Linked DNA regions of Mus musculus: all the other regions are linked to region 1. A link is a loop called in an ENCODE intact Hi-C map of the cell type or tissue named here. Cell type or tissue: heart. All regions are shown on one strand.

Region 1 (8,000 bases):
ACAGTTGTAGTTCTTGTAAAATTTCTTTATTTAGAGCTATGCTAATGTTTTTAAGTTTTGGAATAATTTCCATACAATTAATACTCTGAATCTGTTTCAGAGTACAGAATTTCTGCATTTTTCTATATTTAATATTATTTTCTTTATTATTTGAAAGATATAAGCCTTTCATTTTTTTAATGTTTAAACTAAACCACATTATTTGTTGATACTTTTAAAAATCACTGTTTTGGAGTACATATGTAACTATAGTGCACACCCACAGACTTGTTTCTTATATAAATAGCAGATACTAATACATTTAAGGTACTTAGCATCTTATATAGTATGTAGTTATCTTTCACATATACTCCATCATTTCTCTGATCCTGATATGAGAAAGAATTCAAATATGCTTTAATTCTAAATTTCTAATTTTTTCAAGCAGAAGGAGAGGAAATTTAAAAAACAAGTAGCACTAATATTCCCATGCTAAGAAATAATGACTTCTACCTCAAAAAGGCAGACAAGACTCTGGGAAAAATGCTTTCAGTAATTTGAACTACTAAAATTATTAAAGGAACTATGAAGCAAATGAAATGATTTTACAAGAGATCATTTCATCCAAATACAAAGGACCGTAAGCCTCTGAATGTTGTATTAGACTTGCTTTCAAACAGGCAAGCTTTAATAAGGATGGTGGGGTAAATATCCGTTTCTGGACAGTGTTTCTTTTTGAAAAGAAGAGGGAAAGGGGCCACATAGAAAATACAGGGTGGGTTTGAGTTATACCTACATTTACGTTTTTACAAAGATGACAAAGTAAGAATTCTTTGACATTATCACCCATACTATGGTACATACTTGAAATACTTTACAGTTTAATTTAAAACATTGTAATCGCTTCTTTTCATACATATTCATTTCATACATGAACCATGTGAAATATTGACAGAGATACATGCACCTGGAAATACAGGAATAAAGACACAGACATTCAACTCAGCTTGTCAGCACACTGAGCTCACAGGGAAAACATGTGAAGATAGCACTCAGCAACTTACCCCTTTCTGCAATCTTTTCCTTAAAAAATCAGACCCTCCAGGCTTTTGTCCCAAGTGAGGATACCTTGCCTTTAACTTTGCTTCTTCAGCTTTCTCTGGACTAGTTACTTTATCTTCCATTTCCTGAAATAATTTCAAGTAAATTATTTCTGTTACAACTGAATTTTGAAAATAATTCACCTTTTAATATCTAGTCTCTGGCTTTCTTGTTGAACTCCAAGCAATACAGCCTTTAAGAAATCAAGCCCAGGAACCTTTCAAACGCCTCTATCTTTTTTCTCGAATGTCCCATGTGATAGCTCTATTATAGCTGTGATGCATGTATAACACCCCACACACTGGATAAAAATACCGAGATAGCTCAGCTCTCAAGTCTTGCTTGCAGTTACTTTCCAGTCATGTATAATACATTCAAAATTAGTCACCTTCTATGGAACTCTTCAGCTCTTTGTCTATATTTAGAGAATTTTCCTAATACTATCAAAAATCTAAAAGTTCGTTGTGATTTCCTTATTTAAAATCACGTATGATTTTAAACTCCTTAGACTCTTTACTAGACATTAACAACAGCCCAAATACTAGCATATTTTCCCTAAGTAAATCAATTTAGAAGACCTTGATATCGATAATGGTATTTTTTTTTCATCAATCCTCACATCTGGCTGTGTGTGAGAGTTCATCCCTGTAATTACAGCACCCAGGAATCTGAGGCAGGAAGACTATAGCAAGTTCAAGGCTGGCCTCAAGTGAGAAAGTTCCTGTTTCTACCAACAAAAGGGGAAATTCTGTTCATGTCAAAAAAACAAAAAACAAAAAAACCCCACATACTTTTAGGTTTTGGAGGCTGTTTTTTGGAAAGGTCGTCATTAAATGTACCCCCTCCACCCCAGTGCAACTTGGGGGCCCATGTACGCTAGTTAATGTTCTATCACTCGTTTATGCCGCTGGTCTTCTTACTATCTTGAAAATATTTTCTCAAACACCTATCTTGTTTGAGTATATATTCTTCAAAATGCTATTTTACAGGAAAGAATTTATCATATCATAACAAGAACAATGGATCAATAAAATCACAGGTCTCCTTTGACGGGAGGATGGCCAGCTGGCCAGGATACTTTTAGCTATTAGACTCATTTCTCTGAACTGGCAAAATCACACTTTGGCACATTTTGAGTCTCTGAGGTTATTTATGAAGTAAAATAGCAGAAATGTTAAATCTATAAATATCAAACCAACTGTTCTTATATAGCAAGTAAATAATTCATCTAGAAGATTTTTGCCCTGTCTTTTTTGTACTTTCCTCAAAATTTTATATATATATGTATGTGTGTGTGTATATATATTTTTTATTCACTTTATGTATTATCAACACTTGACCCTCAACAACTCCCTTATACCCCACTTTATGTCTTAAGAGGATTTTGTAGGAAAAAGTGCTAATGGCAGATACCTTCTGTTGTCAAATCCCTTTCCATATTCCTAACCTATTCTGCTTCCGTATTTTCCCTTTCTAGGCTGCAGCTTCATCTTCTAATCTCTTACTGTGGCGATTCACACCTGTACTCCATACAAAATTTACCTGTGTATTCAGCACAATAAGACTTTAAATAATGATTTTCCAGCCCTTACATTCAAGAATGGTATGTCCAGAAGTTTAAGTGTGAGGTGCACAATATATATCCTGGATATTGTTCACTGTGTGAACATGTCAATATGCTGCTATCATTCTCACAGTTAAAAGCTAAGCCTTCACAAGTCCACCACCTCAGCTGGCACTCAGCTGATAGTCATATGCTCAAGTCTACACAGAAAAATAACTGCACTATCATTCTTAAAGAAGATTTTTTGGTTTTGTTGTTGTTTGTCTTTGAGACACGGTTTCACTATGTAGCTTTGGCTGACCTGGAACTCACTATGAAGACCTGGCCTTGAACTCACAGAAATTCATCTGCCTCCTGAATTCTGGGGAAGTTCTTTAAGGAGTTTTTCAAAATGTATTTTTATACATGATTTCTGTCCTAAGATTGGAACCTAACCAAGCAGAATATGAAGATATACTTATGTAAAGCCGGAGACACCAATGCAAAAATAAGGTGTGCTAGAATCTTAGCGACATCTAGTGGCAGGTTCAGCCTTCACAACACAGATCTACTGCCACCCACTGGCATTCTCAGAGCTGCAGTGTCAAAGCAAATCTGGATTAAAGACCCTACTTGTAGGTTTCCCTTTCTAGTTTGCCCATTTTAGATAATGCTTATTGAAAAGGTGTCACCATCAACTGTTGGCCTTTAGTCCCAGCACTTTCAAACCTTTTGGCCAGAACCAGATTTTCTTGGGCCAGAACGATTATGCAGCAGCAGGTGAAGGAGCTTGCGACATAAATATGACAAGCTGAGTTTCATCTCTGACACTAATGGTAGATGGTGAGAACTGAGTCTCCTGACCTTCTCAAGTATGCTGGAGCACACATGCACCCATTCATGCTCACACAAGAGAAAAATGAGGCCAGGCTGATCTACAGAGTGATTCCAGGAGCCACGTGTACAGAGAAGCACTTTCTCATGAGAAAACCAAACACATTTATGATATCTACTTGAACCTGAGAGCTCGAGAGTTTGAGACTAATCAAGGAGGGGGTAGTGAGAGGAGAGAGGTAAGACGGAGAGTGAAGGATGGGGGAAGAAAAAAGGGACTCCAATTCTTCAACTTTCTTGTCAATATACAACATAATTAATAAGTCCTCCTGCCAGTACAATCTTAGATGTTTTCAAACTTTGGTCTGTATCCAACAAGTGAAAAGAAAGTTAGGAAAAGACTGGCCTAAGCTACACTTTAAAATGTAGTTAAGCACTATCAAGACTTCCACAATACATCTCATGAACTATACAAAAACATTCTTAACCTAGTGCAGATGCAGGACCTTACATTAAGAAAGTCCGAATTGCTGGACATTCACTAACATTCTACCACAGCTATAGATTTGCTTATAAAGACACACTCATGGGGTGGGGGCACTGTGGTGCTGGCATTCAGCCACTCTTGCTCTTCCCTACGTACTTCCTCAAACAGTATAAACAGAAGGCTAAAACTACATTTCCCAAACCGCATTACTATTAGGTAGCCAATGATAGCCACAGCAGATGAACAAGTGTGGAAGAAAAGAAGCATTCTTCTCTTGATCACACTGTTACAGAGCAGTAGGCCCTTGTGAGTTCCTACAGTGGGGTATCCACAGACAATCAGGGCTCCTGTAGAAGCCACATGGCAGTTGGATAGAAGATGGCAGGCTCCAAACAGGACTCATTCCTAAGTCAGAGACATTCTTCAATCCCTGTCTCTAAAAACATTTCTTTTTTTTCCCCTTCTGTTCTTCCAACTCTTTCAAGAATTTGTAACCTAGCACCTCAAAACATTTCCTTTCTGTTTGAAACATGTAGCTTTTGTTTTTGTCTTCCTCATATAATGCTTAACAAAAATCAAGTGAAATAATTTATACTTGTGGTTATGCTAAAACATGTTAGAGGACACAGAATTGCTAAGGATACAGGTTCTTACACATTAAAGATATTCCCGAACATTTATTGTAGCTAAGGATGAAAACAAACTGTGAAGAAGGGGTGGGGGGAAGGCTTGAGATAAAGAGAAGGAAATATAAAGCAAACAAACAAAAAATAGGATACATATTCATAAATTAAATATTACACCCCGGATGTCTTTTGCAAAGGGGTAAAAACAAGGCCTGGGATGTAGCCAGTGTCAGAGAGCACACAATTTTATCATTTGAGAGGGAGAGAGGGCAGGCAACAATAAAGGGCTGGGGTGTAGCTTAGTATGGAGCACTGCCAAGAAAGGGCAGGGCAACAGGTTCAATTCCAAGTGCTGCAAAAACAAAATCAGACAAAAAGAAAAATACATAATAGAATAGTATTTTTTAAATGTACATGTTTGTAATTTGGAACAGCCATGATGGCTTATTCTGACTGTCAAACTTGACAGTCACAGACTCTCTAGGCACATCTATAAGATAGCTTGTGGATGGATTAACTAGGAGGCAAGATCTACCCTAGATGTTGTCAATATCATTTCATAGGCTGGGGTCCTAGACTGTGTGTTTTAAAAAGGGAAGTAGACTAAAGAGATTGCTCAGTGGTCTAAGCGAAACTGTGCAGTTGTGAAGACTGGAATTTGGATCCTGACACCCAAGTAATAAGGCAGGTGCTGCACGAGCACTTGTCACTCCAGTTCCAGGGGCTGTGTGTGATGCCCTCCTCTGGCCTTCACATGTACACTTAACACACAGCACACACACATGCACTTACACTAAATATTGGGGATAAGGAAAAGGAGGAAGGGTGAACACCAAAGTTCATCTCTGCTTCCTGGCTCTAAGTGCATTGGTTCATGTGGACTGCATCTTCAACCTCAGAGCAAAGATAAACCCTTGCTCTAAGTTACTTTCTTCTGCTACTGAGTCAGAGCCATGAGAAAAGAAATTAATACAGAAGTCATCATATTCAATTAACAGTTTGATAAAGATGCATAATAAAGTTTTCTTTCTTTCTTTCTTTCTTTCTTTCTTTCTTTCTTTCTTTTTTTTTTTCCAGACAGTCATTTTGTGTAGCCCTGGCTGTCCTGAAACTCCATCTATAGACCAGGCTGGCCTTAAATTCACAGAGATAAGCCTGCCTCTGCCTTCCAAGTGCTTTAAAGGCATGTGCCACCACCAACCAGGATATAAGGAGATTTTAAAGGGGACTAACTAAACAAAAATAAAGCATAAAACTTCCAAATTGGTAGTTTAATAGTAGAGAAAGAAAATCAACAGGGGACATTAATGAAACAATAATGGGACTAGATAGATACAACATGCATGCTCGCATATACAATAACAAAGGGACAGAATACAAACATAATGCAATAAAAAAAAAAGCAAAGGTGAGATAGAAGAAAAAAAAATCCTAAAGTGTTAATGATCACAAGATGGCCTGTCCATTTACATCTGTGTCTGGAAGCTAGGAGAGATAAGTCATGCTTGTAATCCCAGTGTTCAAGAGACAGAGCCAAAAGGATTGCTGAAAGTTCACAAGCTTGGTTAGTGGAACATGTTCCAGGACAACCTGCTCAAAAGGCCAAAATAAGCAAATAAATCAACAGATATAAAGTCATAGCTGGATTTAAAAAAAAAAAAAAACTACTACTTACTGAGTAAAATTTAAAAGTAAGTGACATAGGCAGAAAATAACCCAGGGGAGATAACATACTAGGTAAGACCTAACCAAATAAAAGAGCTAGTGCAACTGTTATCAATAATGAGAAACATAGATCCTAGACAAAAGTATAATTAGAAATACAGAAGCAAGCCAGGTAGGTGGAAGTGGCACAGGCCTTTATCATAGCAGAGAAGCAAGTGGATTTCTGAGTTGGAGGCCAGCCTGGTCTACAGAAGAAGAGTTCCAGAACAGCTAGAGCTACACAAAGAAACTGTCTCAAAAAGACAAACAAAACAAAAGGAAATACAGAGGCCTTGCTCTCTGTAGTTCCCATGGTGGGCATGGGATAGCAATTGCTATTTACTAGTCTCCAATAATGATAAGGCACAAGCCTGTGCCCTATATAACCTGCACACAGATGCCTGATCCTTGCAGGTAGGTCCTAGAACTACAATAGGGTTTGAAGAAAATCACTACTATTTTGTCCTTGAAGAAAACCTAACCAGCATTAGAAGCCCACTCAGGAATAGGGCTGTTTACATAGAATCTGCACTAACCTAAGGAGTGAAAGCCTGGGCTTTGGAATCTCCACCTTGGAGATGATTGGCATGTCAGCAAGGTTTCAGTGATAATTTCTGCTAATTCAACTATGAGCAGTGTCAGGGACAGAGAAGGTGGTTACTGTGGACTCTGCTGCTACAAAGAATAATTTCTGTCTGAATTTAGGCAGATCCTAGAAACTCTGGTCTCTCCCATATTAATCCATGTGAGCAGCTAACAACCTGTTAGGCAAGAAGAAAAGAGGCTGAAACCAGCACATTTATGTACCAGGTAGACATCATTACTTGGGTGTGGTTGCAGATACATCTAGTTCTGGTCTCGGAGCCAGAGATGACTTGAGAGGGTGAGCCTGGGTAAGCTTACTGAGACCTTCCCCAAAGCAGAGAGCATTTTACCTTACAAGTAACTGAAGTACTTGATTTCATATCTAGATCTAGATAGAGATAGATAGATCCAAGTAACTGTTTTTACATTTATTTATGTATGTGAGTGTGGAGGCATGTGCATGTCACAATAACGTGTGGTAGTCAGAGGATATAACCTGTAGGAGTCTGTTCTCTTTCCACCATGTGGGATCTGGAGATCAAACTCAAGTTGTCAGGCTTGGAGGCAAGAACCTTAACACTCCAAGCCATCTCACCAGTCCCAGATAAGATATTTTAGAGTGAATGAGTGAGTGAGAGAGAGAGAAAGAGAGAGAGAGAGTGTGTGTTAATTGTGTGTGTGAGTCAGCGGGTGAGTTCTGGGCCAGCCTGAGCAGTGATACTCTGCCTCAAAACGAAAGGAACTCTCACAAAGACTGTGTATGTTGTATATGTCTACAGACTTAACTTAGTGGTAGACCAGTAGCATGGCAAGCAGGAAGACCTGAGTTTAATCCACAGCAGCAGGCGGGGAAGGACAATAAGCAAAGAAACTAGTTGAAAGGAACTAAAAAGGAGAAATTAGTGAAGACAAAGTAGTAGAGCAACAAAACAAAGGGAAGAGCCAAGCAGTCCAGGCAAGATTGCAAGTTTGAGGACAGCTTAGGCATCCTAGCACTTTCTAGGCCAGCCAGGGCTACAAAATTAGACCACGTTAAAAGCTGAGCATTCAGGGACCCCAGCAGAAGAGCTAGAGAAAGGACTGAAGGAGCTGAAGGGGCTTGCAATCTCATAGGAAGAACAACAATATCAACCAACCTGAC
Region 2 (8,000 bases), 98 kb before region 1:
TGTCATCAAGGAGCACACTTCTATAGCTCATGGCTCTCAGTAACAATAGCCTCATGAAAAGGCAGAAACCATGTACAGAAAGCCTTAGCTATACGCATTCATCATAAAAAAATAAATCTAAGCATGCAATCTAATTTTTTGTTATATTCAGAAAGGTTATCAATATGTAAACCAGGTTAGCCTGAGATTCTTTATGTAGCCCAGGCCAGATGTGAATTTGCACTCTGCCTTAGTCTTGCAGGTGCTGAGATTACAGGCATACATCACCACATCAGGCCTAGATATGTTTTGAATGGCAGATACATACAACAGTCCTTGTGATTTTTAAATATATGTGTACCATCCACAGCACCCCTTCTCTTCCCCCATTCACTCTTTAGTCAGACTATGTACTGAGTCTATACTATGTGTCAGTCACCGCCTGTGATCAACAGTACAGACAGGGATGCTGCACGTGTGAACTGGGAGAGAACTAGCAGACATCAAATAGTTACAGAATAAAAGTGAGGTGGAAATTTCAGGTTTCTTTAATAACTCAGTTGTGTCACATGGTATTTTCCTGGAAGCTATCTTGTGAGAGGGCATGTGATATTTTGCCTAAAACAGATACTTGAGAGGGTGTGTGATGTGTGATGTTTAAAAAAAAAACAGCGGGAGGATGCTCTTGCATTGCTATGGCATGCAGTGCTTCGGTGGTCTTTGCTGGTCTTCACTTCATAGAGAGAAACATGCTAAAGAACGTCTCCTGGTGTTCCAGCTGATTCTGCCACTTCTGACTCGTGCAGACTAGGTGGAGCCTTGCCGTTTCTCCTAGATCACCCTGCCACTACTGATTTGTGTTTGGTGTTTGCTATTGAACTAGACTGCTGGTATCCTAAAAATGAAGAGTGGAGTTGCCCCAAGTAACTACTTCTAAACAGGTACACAAAACCCTTTTCCTACTAACCTTCTTTATCCCCTACCCGTGGTTGATGGGGTTGAAGCATTTAAGAACCTTAAATAAAATACGTTTTAAAAAAGTATATAAGTCTACATAAAAGCGCAGGTACCATATTATGAAAAAGAATAACAAAAGTCCTCATCTAGTTCGGATATGGTGTTTGGGGAGGTTTCCCTGGGGAAGGGCTTGTGATCAAGTTCTGAATATGAATAAAAACTAAACTGGTCCAGGTGGGGAGGCAACCCAACCACTGCCTCTGCTTCAGCCTGCTGCTCCAGCCAAGTTGGCTGATATCACAGCTTCTAGTCTCACTACAGACATTAATGACCACTACTGGCTCTTAAATTTCTCTTTACCTATTTCTTCTGGATCCTCTGACTCATTCTTTCTTGCCAATTTTTCTTTTTCCTAGAAAAACTAACTTTTTGTGGCTGTGGTCTAACAATACCTATTTTCTTGGACCCCAAGTTTTAGAACTCAAAGGTGACAGAGAGATTTTTGATACTCTCACTCACTCTTTGTGTACTTGGAACTTTCCCATTATATTCTACACTTATGGTTATACTTAGTTCATTTGCAGTAATAATCCTTGATCAAAAAGATCATCTAAGCCAGGCAGTGGTGGTGCATGCCTTTGATCCCAGCACTCTGGAGGGAGAAGCAGGCAGATGACTGTGAGTTTAAGGCCAGCCTGGTCTACAGAGTGAGTTTCAGGACAGCCAGAGCGACCCAGGGAAACCCTGTCTCAAAAAACAAAAAACAAAAAACCATCCATATAATTGTAATGAACAAATGTGTTGTTATTTTTATTTATAAAGGGGTAAACAAGGAATATTTGAGAATTGTGGATTTGGGGGCTGGAGAGCTGGCTCAGTGGTTAAGAGCACCTGTTGCTCTTGCGCAGGACCTCAGTTCAGTTCCTAGTACTCACAGGTAGCTCACAACTATGCTTAACTGGTCAAAAATGAGTCCTGTTATTATGGAAAACCTTAATCAACCTGTATCAAACAGTGAAACAGCTTTACTTGCTAAACAAAGATAGTTAAATGTTTATCAAAGTACTTATATTTTGCAATGTCAAACACCTTAGTTAAAATTTTAGTCCCAAATGCACACAACTCCAATCTGGCTGCCTACAATCAGAAACTTTAAATTTTCTTTGCTATATTTTTTAGTATTTATTTCAAATTTTAAAAGAATATACTAATCAGAGAGCTGGAGATATGGCTTAGTGGTTAAGAGCACTGACTACCCTTCCAAAGGGCCCAGGGTTCAATTCCCAGCACCCACAATTGTCTATAACTCCAGTTCCAGAGGATCCAGCAACCTTACACAGACATATATACATGTAAAACACCAATGTACATAAAATAAAAATAAGAAAATCATTGTTTAAGAAAATGTTTAGAAAAAATATGCTTATCAGCCTTTTTTGACTTCTCAATTTGAAGTTTTGTCTTTGTTTTCCCCAGTTATTGGTCTTTATGTAAAAGGTTTCTATATCATAGAAAATAAAGTTTGAAAACAAGCAGCATCTAAAAATAGCACAGTATTCTGTCATAGCTGAAACTTCTTTAAAGGACTCAACAAAACCTAAAAAATGAACTGTACTGTCTCTAGCTTTACCAACTACAATGATCTTTGTTTTCTGAAAATAAAAAGAATGTTTTTCAAGCACAATTTACTGTTTTACACTATTGCAGAAATTTATATACTAAAGCATAGATCATTTTGAGAGAAATTTAGCATTTATTTCAGGCAAAGAACTATCTCTGTTTAAACTGGGTGATATGGTGGTGGCAAGTCTGTAATCTAATACTTGGAATGCAGAGGAGGGAGGTTAGCTCAAAGTTAGTGTAAGCCCCTCCTAAAATATACCCACTGCCATTGCCTCAGTGAAAAAAACAGGCTACTGAAAAGATCATTTGTAAAATTCTGACATCTTCCTAACATAGCAAATGGTGTTAGTTATAACCCCACATTTAGTTGGTGTCTAAACAGGAATAGAAGGACTCAATAGTAGTGCCTGCCCCACTTCTTGAATCTCTCATTCAAATTATTTGTCCCAAATGTTCATTATTCCAGATAAGGGATAACCTTTGAACATTTTTTAATGTTATATTAATTTGTAACATTGTTCCAAACTCTGTTCCCTGGCAGTTTCCCTACTCTAAATCCATTATAAGAATTACAGTTCAGTCCTTCTTAGAAGGGGGAACAGAATAAATACTCATAGGAGCAAATATAGAGACAAAGTGTGGAGGAGAGACTACCCCACCTGGGGATCCATCCCATATACAGTCACCAAACCCAGACACTATTGTCGATGCCAAGAAGTGCTTGCGGACAGGAGCCTGATATAGCTGTCTCCTGAGAGGCTCTTCCAGTGCCTGACAAATACAGAGGTTGATGCTCACAGCCAACCATTGGACTGAGCACAGGATCCCCAATGGAGAAGTCAGAGAAAGGACTGAAGGAGCTGAAGGGGTTTGCAACCCCATAGGAAGAACAACAATATCAACCAACAAGACCTCACAGAACTTCCAGGGACTAAACCATCAGCCAAAGAGTACACATGGAGGGATCCATGGCTTCAGCTGCATATGTAGCAGAGGATGGTCTTGTCAAACTTCAATGGGAGGAGAGGCCCTTGGTCCTGTGAAGGCTTGATGCCCCAGTGTAGGGGAATGCCAGGGTGGGGAGGCAGGAGTTGGTGGGTGGGTAAGAGAACACCCTTATAGAAGCAGAAGCAGGGGGAGGGGGTGGGATGGGGATTCTGGAGGGAAACCAGGTAAGGGGATAAAATCTGAAATGTAAATAAAGAAAATATTTAATAAAAGAAGAGAAAAAAGAACTACAGTTCAGGAGTTTATTTCAAAGACCAAGCTTTTTTTTTTTTTTTTTAGACTAAGAATTCAAAAGGAAAGTTTGTAGAAGAATCTTATTCAAGAAAGAAAATTCTTACCATGTTGAATTGTTGTTGTAGTTTTTCATTTGCATAATTTATGCAGAACTGTTCAAAACTATTTATTTCAAATGTTTCAAATCTGTAATACCAAAAATATAAGGTAGGAAGAAAAGAAAAAGAACAGTTTTAAAAAAATATTTAAAATATGCACACTTGAAAGAGAAAAATGTGAAGTCTCTTAACATTATCTTCTCCATATCTGATAAAAGTCTGTAAGTTGGAGAGTCAGCACAGGATGAGCATCAGCTGAGACAGTCCTGCCTAAGGATGTATAGCCTTGGCTTTTTGAGGCCCCTTCATATCCAGTAGGAAACAACAAATCAATGCTAAAGCAACAGTTCCTGTCAATTTATACTCCAAACATTTCACAGAGAAGTGGGAGGTAGAAACAGAAACCTAACAGGTTCTTCTGAAAATCTGAACCAGAGAGTGAAAAATTAGCTGCCAAACAAGTCCATGTACAAAAAATATCAATGTTACAGAATGCAACTAGAAATGAAATCATATTTTTAGAAATTCAATAATTTGCCATATAAGAGTGTGAAAACCAATTAATTCAATCTATTAGCTTTGTAGATAGATTCTGGAGCTGAGTTAATTTTTGTTTAAGCAATGTGTAAGGGTTTTTTTTTTTTTTGCATCATTATATCTCCATTATCAAAGACACTTCTGAATGGTTATAAGTTAGGATTTCCTTCTCTTCTCCAGTAGAAAACAAAATTAAACAGTGCTCAGAGGTACAAAATACCCCCAAACAAACAACTGCTTTCCAGCAGAGTAGGGCAGCCAGCCAAATGCACTCACCCATAGATGTCCAGCACGCCGATGAAAGAGTGCTGCTTGACAGCAGAATGGAGAGCCTGATTGACGTGGTCAACAATCCAGTTAAAGAGCTTTGCATAGATGTGCTTTGCTAAAGCATCTCGGGCATTTGTGGCCTGCAGCTTGGAGATGGGCTTGATGTATGTCTCTGTGGCAGTAGCCAGCTTTCGGTGGCAGAGCCAGTGACACATCTCTTCATAATCCACACCCATAAGGTCACAGAAGATGGTAAGAGGTTCGTGCTTGGGCTACCAAAAGAGAATGTGTTATTGCCTATGGCCAAATCAAAGAATAATTTCTGGAAAAAGTCACACAATTCAGCACTATCTTTGTCAAATGGACATCAACATCACTCACACCTGATCAGTGAGTATAATCAGAAGCATTCATAGCCTAGGATCTGGAAGTCACTTTGTAATATCTTGTAGGGCTCATTTTAAACAAAAAACTTTCTTGGTTTTTCATAGATTTGTCTGTCTCTCTCTTAGGTTATATTCAATCACTCAATCAGAAATCTTGTCAGGTGGCCATCAAATCTGTGCTATTAAACAAGCATAGCTCCTGTGTGGTTTGAATGCGAATGGATCTCAGCAGATCATGTATCTCAATACTTGATCCTCAGTTAGTGGAACTGTTTGCAGATGATTGGGAGGTATGCCATTCTTGACGGAGGTGTGTTACTGGGAGCAGATCTGGAGGTTTCAAACACTCACACCACTCCCAGCGTCTCTTCTCTACCTTGTGCATGTGGATCAAGACATAAGCTCTTAGCTACTGCCATTACTGCCATGCGTGTCTGCCTGCTGCCACGCTCCCTGTGTGACAGTCATGGACTCATTCTCTGAAACTATAAGCCCCAAATATATTGTTTCTTCTATAAGTTGCCTTGTTCATGATGTCTGATCATAGCAACACCAAGTGTCTGCAGTCTTAAGGGGGACATACTTATTGACCTGTAAAACACTGAAAAGAGACAGACACAGTGCTGAAAATCCACAGGAGGGGAGTTCTCTCTATCAAGGCAGGAGACAATTACCTTAGATAATAGATTAGGGTATGAAAGAATAGCGGGTACTTCTTGGTCAAGAGAAAAGCTGTCTAAGTTGAAGTAACAGCAAGATTTAAAAAAAAAAGTAGTAGGAGGGAAACTAGCAAGAGGAGGAAGTAAGGCTAAGTAAAGCAGAAAATGTACAAAATGAAGCCAGAGAACACGATTGACCTTCATCCTCAGGCCACAGAAGGTCTGAAGAGGCTTGAAGTAGACAGTCTGATGTCATTTGAAGGGCTTTTAGGTTGGAATTCTTTAATGACTAACATATCCCTGAATCCCTTACATATCTTCTGTGGATCTTATATGAGTGAGGTTGCTAAATACTTGTCTTGTTTAATCTATATTGCTGTATTTTATTTTCCCGTATCTTGCATCTGACAACATTCCTGGGGAGTGGGCAGATTTTACATCATCTCTCAGTGAAAACTGAGGAAATGAGATCCAAGAGAACAAACAACCTGACAACAATAATCACATGGCTCGTTCATATCACCATTGTCATTAAAACCTGAGGTCATCACTTCAGATTCAAATCAGTACCTTCACTTACAGCACCTATCAATCATGAAGGAGTGATATGTGCTACAGCATGAAACAACTTTGAAAGGCCACATATCGCATGATTCAATTTCTATTAACATCCAGGGTACATAACTCGCCAGAGGCAAGACGTAGACTCAGGTTGTCGAGTTGAGGAGATAGGAGTAAAGTTGGCTACAGGCAAGGTGCCCAGGCTTCTTTCTGAAAGTCGTTTCAGCTGCCTGTGAACGTACTTATGGTTGAACATATCTATGAGCATAATCACAGCCATATATTGGTGTTGCTAAATTATATCTCAATAAAATATGCTTTTGGAAACAAAACAAAACAAAACGAAAACAAAAAACTGGTGCTAGGTGTGATTATGCACTCCTGTAATCCCAGATTGTCACAAGTTTGAGGCCGGCCTGGGCCACAGACAAGACTCTATTTTGAAAAAAGAGTGGGTGGGGGTGTGTGTGATTATTTTCTTAAAAGAAATTAGAGGTTTAAATCAGAGCCATCATTTTCATCTTTAAAAACTACTAGGCCAGAGAGATGGGTAAGTGGGCAAAAGAGCTTGAAGCCACACAAGCCTGATGACCTACGTTCAATCTCCAGGACACAGGTAAAAAGCTGGGCATGATGGCAATCATCTCTAATCCCAGTCAGTACTCCACAATGAAATGGAAAGCCAAGGCAGGAGAACTGGCCAAAGGTTCCCGGTCTAGAATACCATGAGCAGGTAGCAACAAGAGAGACCTGCCTCAATGGGGTGGAAGAGGAGAACTGACTCCCAAATGTTGTACTTTGGATTCCACATGTGTGGCACATACATGCCAGCACTCACATACACACACACACACACAAACACACAAGTAAAAATAACAGGGTTGAATAGATAGGTCAGCAGTGAAAAGTACTTGCCACAAAATATCAGGACTGGAGTTTGCGTTCCTGCACCCATGTAATAAGCTACTGCCTGAACCTCTAGCTCTAAGAGATCCAATGTCCTCTTCTGGCCTCTGTACACATACAGCTTTGTGTACCTGTGTGCTTATACATGTGTACAAACACAGAATAAATAAAATAATAAATAAACAAATAAATGAAGCAATTAAATCTACTGTAGATCTAGGGAGATGGCTCAGTAGATAAAGTAGACCTGAATTTGCCCCCCAAAATCATGTTCAAAAAGACTAACATGGTGGCATGTTACAAATACAGTGATTGCCTAGCATGTGCAGAGACCCCTAGCTTGTTCTACTTGTTCTAGCCCCAGTAGTAAAAGAAACAAACAAACAAACAAACAAACAAAACTAATACACAGGCCACCATCGCATTAAGCTTGTTCTGAACTTACAGGTATTGTGCAGCTGTCTGAATCCCGAGATGCAAATCCAACATTGCCTAAGTGAAGAATGCCAGCAAGTATTCGAAAAATTCCCATTTGGTAAGATTCACTAATTCCTGGAATAGAATAGAGTAAACAAGCAATTGATGTCAGAATAGCAACAAAGTAATTATAAGAAAATTTTAAGTCTATTATTAATTCTTGAATATTGCCAGATGTGCATAGTACATTCATAGTCACATATAACAACACTTTCATCTTTGAGACAGTAACATACTAGGCAGTTTAGCAATGTGGGTTGTACAGTGTGCCTAATCTGGTCTATGTCCTGCCACATCACACACGG
Region 3 (8,000 bases), 230 kb before region 1:
CGACTGCATTTTCAGAGGAGTCTTTCTAGGGGTTATTAGACACTTCTACCATAAGAATTTACTTCACGTGTCAATTCTAGGCAAGGTGAACTTCTCAACATTGTATTGTCTCTGGAAAACCAAACCAAGCCAAACAAACACACCAGAATCCCAAGGGAATGTCTAACCGAGTTGCTTTCTTTAGTCCTTCGTAGGCAAACCAAAGTTCTCCATCTTCATTTAAATGTTCCAGATCTTCCACAGAGAGCCTGGAGAGCAAAGAAAGAGAGCAAAGAAGCCTTGCCCACCTTTACATGGCTTGTGTATGTCGTCCCTACAGGGTGGTTCACCTTGCTATATAAAAGATTGTGTGTGAGTGAGTGAGTGTGCATATGTGTAAGTGTGCATAAGTGTGCATGTGTGTGGGTGCACATTGTGTGTGTGTGCATATGTGTAGGTGTGTGAGTGTGCATGTATGTAAGTGTGTGTGCATGTGTGTAGGTGTGAGTGTGCACATGCATGTGTGAGTGTGCATGTGTATAAGTGTGTGTGTGTGAATGTGCATGTGTGTGTGAGTGTGTGTGTATGAGTGTGTGTGTAGATGCTGGTGGAGACCTGAACACAGCATCAGATGCCCTTTGAAGCTGGAGTTGCAGGTGATTGTGAGTCACCTGACATGGCTGCAGGGACCTGATCTCGGCAGGAGCAGCAAGCACTCTTACCCACGAAACCATCTGTCTTTCCAACCCCCAAGACCATTTTGAAGCAGGGTCTCTCAGTGGCCTGGACCTCACTGAGTAGGCTACACTAGCTTCTCGGTAAGTGCAGGGATTCTTCTGTCTCTACCTCCCCATTGGTGGGTTACACGCATGTGAGTCTTCTTCTGAAATGCACGGACTCTTGGGATCACACTCACATGTTAACACTTTGCCGAGTCATGCCTCCAATCTGTTTTACATTTGTAAATGTCTGATAATGTAAAATCGATTACCTGCTTCTAACATCTTCGATGTCATAGCTCTCCAAAAGCTGCTTGGTGACCTCTGACATCCGTTCTAGAAGGAAAGAGAGAGCAGCAGACATTGAATTTGGGCATGACTTCACCCCCATGGCATCTCTGCAGTTGTTTCTACGGCCTACCAGCTGGCCACCCTCTTAGGTATCCAACTAGCAAGCTGCCCAGACTACCCAGTAACCAGTCCATGCCCCTGGTACCTCTCATCTCCCGTTTCTGTGACTGCACGTGCTTTTCCACATCTATCTTCTGGGCTTGCAGCAGCTCTATCTCCTTCTCAAACTCAGAGATGGTCTAAATCAGAGCCGCAAACAGATCCAGTGCAGAGAAAACAGCCGTTACACTTCTCATCAGGCAAGGGCACACCCCGTCACAGAGCATATGGTGGCCTCCCGCCTCCATGCGGCTTCCTAGCAGGAATCTTATCTACTCTCACAGCCTCACATCTTGCCCTGAAGCAGCTCAACTGTGCAACTGTTTGCAGGCCTACCTGGATGCAGGAATGAGCTTCCCTGTTGTAACGGAAGGAAACAATCACAAGTTTGCCATGAGACAGGCAGAGGGCAAGACGGGTAAAACTGCAGGTCGGAAGGCGAAGGTACATTGCTAGGAGGCGTTTTGTCACAGAGGCAGGGGAGGCTAAGCAGCCTGGGAAGACCACCAGGGACAGTTTCCCATGAGCATCTCTGCTTGTTAAAGGGGCTGCATCCACCTCTGTTCACTCTGCAAGTTCATCTCGAGGAAGGTATTTTTCATATTTTGTAGCTAAGACAGATAGAGATATTCTCAGGGGTAGCAGGGGTAAAAAGCCCTCCTCAAATATTGTTATTCGGAGTATTGACAGGTTCTAGCTCCCAATTCAGAGAGGGAGGGGATCAAATACTAGTGCTCCACTTCGACACCTAGTCCTCCTAGCAGGCCTCGAAGTGAGTGGAACAAGCTGAGCCCGCATCGATTAGAAAATGAACTGAAGGTTAAATGACACATTTGGGATCATGTGTCAAGCTCACAGGACTGCCCAGGCTGAAGCCTTGGTTCTTTTCTTGGTTCTTTACATATTTCAGGTAATGTTTACACTTCCTTATTTTCTTCAGATCGCATCACAGAGAGCTTGACAATGACCTTCAAGAGCTCTGAAAACCAGACCTCTTAAAGCATCAGAGGAAGAGAGTGACATCTACTGGTGCCTCCCTCCAAGTGCAGGCTCACAGTTCCCCCGATTTAAGATCAGCCTGGAGAGATGGCCCTACAGTTAAGAGCACTGGCTGCTCTTCCAAAGGGCATGGGCTTGATTCCCAGCACCCACATGCTAGGATTACAGAAGTGCGACACTGTTTCTGACTTTGGTGCTCTGGGAGTCAAAGCTGGAGCCTCCTGTGTGCTAAAAAGGCAGTCTACTAATCAGGCTGCATCCCCAGACCTGAAGTCCTCCTGATCACCCATGTGAATTTTCATGTAACAGTGTAAATGGTGGATAGCAACAATTTCACTTCAGTACAAGAATTCATAAGTTTATAATATGATAAACAATAAGGGTTCACCTGAATTTATAACTTAAATAGGTAGTATTCTTTTAGTCAATCTATTTAAGTAACTGTATAGTTACAATCTTAGAGTGTTAGAACCTGACTTTTCAAATATGAAATACATTTTCAGACAGCCCAGAGGCTGGGACGGAGAGAACTGAGTACCCGGGTGCTGTGTGCCTTCAGTCTGTATGGATGCTCCTGTTGTCTGATCCCTTGGGAATATATAGATGTTAAAGTAAGATGGGGCTAGAAAGGAGAGCACCCTCTGTGACTCAGACTCTCACTTCCCCAAAGGTTGTTTCCAAACACCCTAGCAAGACAGAGTTACAGGGGGCACCTCCTGTATGATGGACACATCTTACTTAGCTAAAGGGCTGAACCAATACCTCCTCCCCTGCCACCCAGGAATCCAGGATAACCTGGGTACAGGCTACCCATCCTCCTCATTTTGCCTGAATCTGTAAGAAGGGGTTCCCTAGCAACGCCTCTTCTGAGCTCTCTTTAGAACCCCTCTTTGGTGTTAATAAATCTCTTAACAAAAGAACAGCCCACTGGGGTCCCTCTGTACCCAAATCTCTGCATTTCTACTGTTTCTGTGAAGATCAAGGGCATCTCTGGAGGAGCTAGAAGGCAGCACACACCTTTGCCTGCTTGCTTAGGCGGGCCACCTCCCCCTTCAGGCGGTCAGAGGTGACCTGTCCCTCCTCCAGCTGGTGATGCAGTTGCGACCTCTCGTCCTTGAGGGCTTTAATCTCTTCTCTCAGAGACTCTATCTGTTTCTCATAGGCTTGTGTTTTCAGCTCAAAACCTTTTTCAAGAACTCTAGATGGTAAAAGGAGAAAATCTAACTTAGAATTGTTCTTATAGTCTTTGAACAAGACAATATACAATATTATGAAAAAATTGAGGAGCTACCTCCACACCAAAGGAAGAGGTGTGTTAGGACCCACTGGGGCCATCGCTGTAGCCAGCTTCCTGTTCTCTTAGTCTAAAATCCATGTCTTAGATCACCCAGTGTGAGAAACTCTATGAAGATCACAGAGCACAGGACAGAGAGGCTGGACTTCAAGTCACACTAGGTGCTGGAGTGTTGCGATCTCAAAGCCATGCCTGGGGGCCATATTGTTCCCTGGGTGGGATGTATGTCCCCCAGCAAAGACCTGGCATATTCTGTCAAGTGCTGGCCCTTCTAAGTTCTCAGAAATCCACCCTCAAGGTCTGATTAAGGCCTTAAAAAATACGGGTGGAGCATCCCAAACCCCCAAATTAAATCAGAAATGGTAAAATCCAGAACTACACCACCAGTGTGATAATGAGAAGTTTCCATCTTTGAAACATTTAGGGTTTGGGACTGCAGGAGGAGGGGTATTCTCTTAGTGATGTCTACACCAAGTCTCCAAAATATGGAAAACTGAAACCAAAACCCTTCTGGCCCCAAGCTTCAGATAAGGACCATTTCTATATCCAGGGGTCTTGCCTTCCAAGAAATTTAAAAATCATCCATCGTCTGTCTGTCTGTCTGCCTGTCTGTCTGTCTGTCTGTCTGTGTCTACATGTCTCTATGTGTGAAAGCAGGTGTCTGTGTAAGTGTATGCAGAAGTGAACCCCGATGCTTGCACCTTTGCACACAGAGGCCAGAAGAGGGCGCCACACCCCTCTGAGTTAGAGATACAGGTATCTTTGGACACCCAGCTTACATAAGTGCTGGGAATTGATTCTGGTTGCTCAGCAAGCACTCTTAACTATGGAGCCATCTTTCCAGTCCATGTTTTAAGAATTTTAGAATGTATTTCGGCAAAAGCCAGGTGCCCCAAAGTACGTGGAAACTGAATTCCTTGTTGATGAATTGAACAGGTAGTGATGAACTAAGACGACAACTATAAAGAGACACATGACACAGACAAACTTTGCTTATTCTACAGGGTCTGGTCAGAACTGAGGCAGCCCCAGGGGCTCTGTGAGCTTCCTGCAGTCTCTCACACTGCTGGGATGTTGACCCAGAGCCTTGATTTATTTGCTCCAATAGCCCAAAGAGGAGACTTTGAGGAAGAGACCCATGCTCTGCAAAGACTTCTGTTTCATCTCTTTTTGTAGATATTAATAAACCTTTAATCTTTCTAACACACCTCCCCCTCCCAAAACCGACTACAGTATTCTCAAGATGCCAGTAAAAACCAAAACCCAAACTAAACCTGGAGCCTGAGGCACAACAAACCTCAGATCCGAAGCCTGAACCTGCTGAGTCTGCAAGTAGCTTGTGCCTCTGAGGATTGTGCAGGGACCAAGCATACACAGATAGATGACCAGGGGCCAAATGGAGCTGTGAGGAGGCCTAAGGCAGACACAGCTTTGCTCACTTGAGAGGCCTGCACAGCCTCGCTCAGGCAGGAGAAGACATAGGAGCTCAGGGCTACCTGTGCAGCTGGCTCCTCCATCTTTGGAAGTTTCCTTACCCACCGGCTTGCCTAGACCATGGTCTTCTGCTAACTGCATTGGGAAGCAGTACCTCATCGCCCCAGGCTTCCCTGAGATTCTGTCTCCCAAGAACATTCCACATCTCTCCATCATTCTGACTTAGATCTATAAAGCATGGACTCCTTCTGAGAAAAGGAGCCCAGACTGGAATCTCTGAGAATTAGCGGATGGTTTATAATTGAGATCGATCGGAAGGGGCCTGATCCAAACAAAGGCCATGGGACCAGTGAGGATCCATCAGCCGGAGCGCTATGGACAGTTCAGAGCATGGGCATCATTTGAGGCTGTACACTGTAGAAAAGGCCCTGAAAGTCTAAAAATCCGACTTCTTAAAAACATCCATACCTTACCTGCCAGGATCTGGATTATATTAGCTGCAAGTTGAGAAGCAAACCAGAAAAGAGCAGAGAGTGGATGGGAACATAGCTCTGTTGATGGAGGACTTGCCTAGTGAGCCCAAAGCCCTAGGATCCGCTCCCAGCAATGCATAAACCAGCAGTTGTACTGCACAGAGAGGGAGGCGGTGGGTCAGAGGTTCAAGGGCATCCTTGGCTATGTAGGAGGTTCAAGGCTAGCCAGTGATACCTGGGATCATGTCATAAACAAAGAAAAGACAAGACAAGACAAGGGAAGACAAGGGAAAGAAAGGGAAGGGGGGAGAGAAGGGGAAGGGGAGGGGAGGGAAAGGAAAAAGGGGAGAGAAGGGAGGGAGAGAAAAGGAGAAAGGGAAGGGATGGACCAGCTGAGTGAGGGTCATGGTAGCTCGAGGCAAGCATTTCTTACAGTCTTTGCTGTTCTTCTTTCTGCACATCATCAAACAGCTGCCTGGTGAGCTTGTCCATTTTTTCTGTGGACAGAGAACAGTCTTTGAAACAATCCTGCAAGACAACGACTTAAGTGTCTCTCTCACACTTCAGAACCACCTTGGAGGGTTTGTTACTGAGGAGACTCAAGGCAAGGGAACAGGAGAGTCTTCTCATAGTTTATTCTCATAAACTAGAGAAGTAGGTTAGGGGCTTTAAAAATAACAACTCTACTAAAAGTATCCACCCAGACATGCTACTGGTACCGAATAGGCAGTTTCTCAGATAAATTTCTGAGAATTTAAATGTTATGGAAAACTTCACTTAAAGAAGTTAGATGCCCCCCCTTCCACAAAGCAACCACTCAAGGGTGGTATAATAAAAAGCATTTCAGTGGGGTGAGCCCCTCCCTGCCCAGGTTCCAGGTTCCTCCTCAACATCTCTACTCCTCCCTGACTCCAGAGGGCTCCAAAGCCTGGACCACAGTCAGGGTGAGCCTTCTTGCAGGAAGTCCTGTCCCAACCTGGCCTAGAGGCACCGACTACCTCCCCTCCACCTTGGACTGCTCCTCCACTCAGCCCTGCACCCCAGGCCTGGTGCCCCTTTAGTCTACATGCTGGGTCCGAGCATAGGCAAGGTCCCTCAAGCCACTCATGAGACTCTTACACACTTGCATACACTCATACATACACCCATAAGACACACACACTCATACACACATCTCCACATAGTTACTCATGAAGGCTCATGAACACTCTTACACACCCACTCTTACAAGTTCTCATACACTCACACACTCTTACACATAATTCTCATATACACTCAAAGTCTCACCCACTCATACACATATGAACAACTGTACACACAAACATACAATACACTACATACTCACACTCTCTTCTGTGGGTTATGAGGTCACTCCGGGCCGCTGGTTATGAGGCACAGACAGGGTGAAATGCACACCTTTTATACACACTTGTCCCCCTGATGCATGATGTACCAATTACACACCGGAGACCCCGTTGTACCCACAGTGCTGAGTGACACCCAGCACTGGCTACCTTTTAGCTCCTCAGACTTCTCTTGCAGCATCTGCTCTGCTCGCTCTCTCTGCAGCTCCAGCTCTGCATTGTGCTTCTGCAGCTTTGACAACCTCTAGTGAAGGGAAGGGACAGGAGGAGACCATGATAAGTCCCTGACACTGGCCCCGGGTGACAAGCTCTGTGCTGAAGTCTTCAATCACATATGCTTGGCTCAGCCAGTATTAACAGTCTGTATCAGTCACAGAATCAGGGACCCAAGGGGACTTCAAATCAGACATCAGTCCTCACATCTCCCCAGCCATGACTGACAGCTGACATCTGGGAGAAGAGCCCAAGTCCAAGGAGTGTCTCAGGCCTCTCCCGAGCTCTGGGTACCCAGGGTAGTTTATTAATTAACATCTTAGTTCACAACACACGGTGGATTCACATTTTGAGACTGCTGTGACTCAGAAAGAAGGGGAACAGGGCACAGTCTGTTATTTCAGCCTTTCTTGATGATAGGCCTGCAGAACTGGAAGTGTGGACCCTTTGGTAGTGATGGCCATGACTGGCAGAGCCAGCAAGGGCCACAGCAGCAGTATGGGCACCCCCGTGCACTAGGTCACAGAGAAGCCATAGGGAAGCACTCAGGGACTTATGGCTACAGATGTGGGAGCCTCAAGACTTTGGAAGGCACAGGAGAACAGACAGTAACGAAAGAAACTCTGTTAGAAAATGCTAGAATGCACCCGTTCATGCCTGTGGGGGGCCCATGGTGGACACTGGCTAAATGATTTCACATGAAAACTTTACCCGTAAATCTTTTTCCAGCCCCCTTTGGTCATTTCTATTTCAAACATGAGAAAACTAAAGTTCAGAGGGTCAGTGACTCGGCCAAGCTGCACAACTAGCCAGCAGCTAAGTTAGGATGTTCATCAAGGATGCTGGGATTTCTCACTAGACCACAAGAGAGAAAAATCTTCCCCAAACCCTGAGTCACAGATCAGGGAAAGGAGGCCCCCAGGGCTCATGCAGGTGGACAAGTGACAGAGGGAAGAGGAATCAGCCAGCTGTGCTCCTTGGGTCTGTGTCAGCTTGTAAAGGCGGACAGGGAAGGAAGCTGACCCCCTCCTCAGGGTCCAGCCCTCTGGGCTCCCTTGTCAGTGCTGTGAAGCCC

The links. A loop is a pair of places that touch in the nucleus more often than their neighbours do. Peaks named below come from ENCODE experiments on the same cell type or tissue, not always from the same donor. Only the 100,000 strongest peaks of a DNase experiment are listed, where the experiment ranks them.
Region 2: a loop joins it to region 1, with 2.0 times the contacts of the local background. A loop is called at or near these places in 2 of 42 quality-filtered maps.
Region 3: a loop joins it to region 1, with 6 times the contacts of the local background. A loop is called at or near these places in 19 of 42 quality-filtered maps.

Annotation. Positions count from the first base shown.
Region 1 is chr9:75,045,399-75,053,398 of GRCm38, reverse strand. It overlaps Arpp19 (cAMP-regulated phosphoprotein 19), which reads right to left. Exons shown (of 3, transcript NM_021548.4): 2 at 1,044-1,166. It overlaps Gm51714 (a long non-coding RNA gene), which reads left to right and starts at 2,329. Exons shown (of 2, transcript XR_003948357.1): 1 at 2,329-8,000. In heart, a CTCF peak has its summit at 3,179 (motif pointing left); a DNase peak (open chromatin) is centred at 3,168.
Region 2 is chr9:75,143,843-75,151,842 of GRCm38, reverse strand. It overlaps Myo5a (myosin VA), which reads right to left. Exons shown (of 41, transcript NM_010864.2): 9 at 7,664-7,770; 10 at 4,713-4,978; 11 at 3,906-3,987. Among named protein-coding and RNA genes, the nearest start is that of Myo5a, 77 kb to the right of the region's middle. In heart, no CTCF peak of the experiment used is centred here; no DNase peak of the experiment used is centred here.
Region 3 is chr9:75,277,181-75,285,180 of GRCm38, reverse strand. Myo5c (myosin VC) reads right to left here. Exons shown (of 41, transcript NM_001081322.1): 23 at 6,863-6,956; 24 at 5,782-5,845; 25 at 3,165-3,345; 26 at 1,195-1,288; 27 at 971-1,034; 28 at 168-248. Among named protein-coding and RNA genes, the nearest start is that of Gnb5, 25 kb to the left of the region's middle. In heart, CTCF peaks have their summits at 2,176 (motif pointing left) and 4,168 (motif pointing right); no DNase peak of the experiment used is centred here; H3K27ac peaks cover 492 bases; H3K27me3 peaks cover 1,661 bases.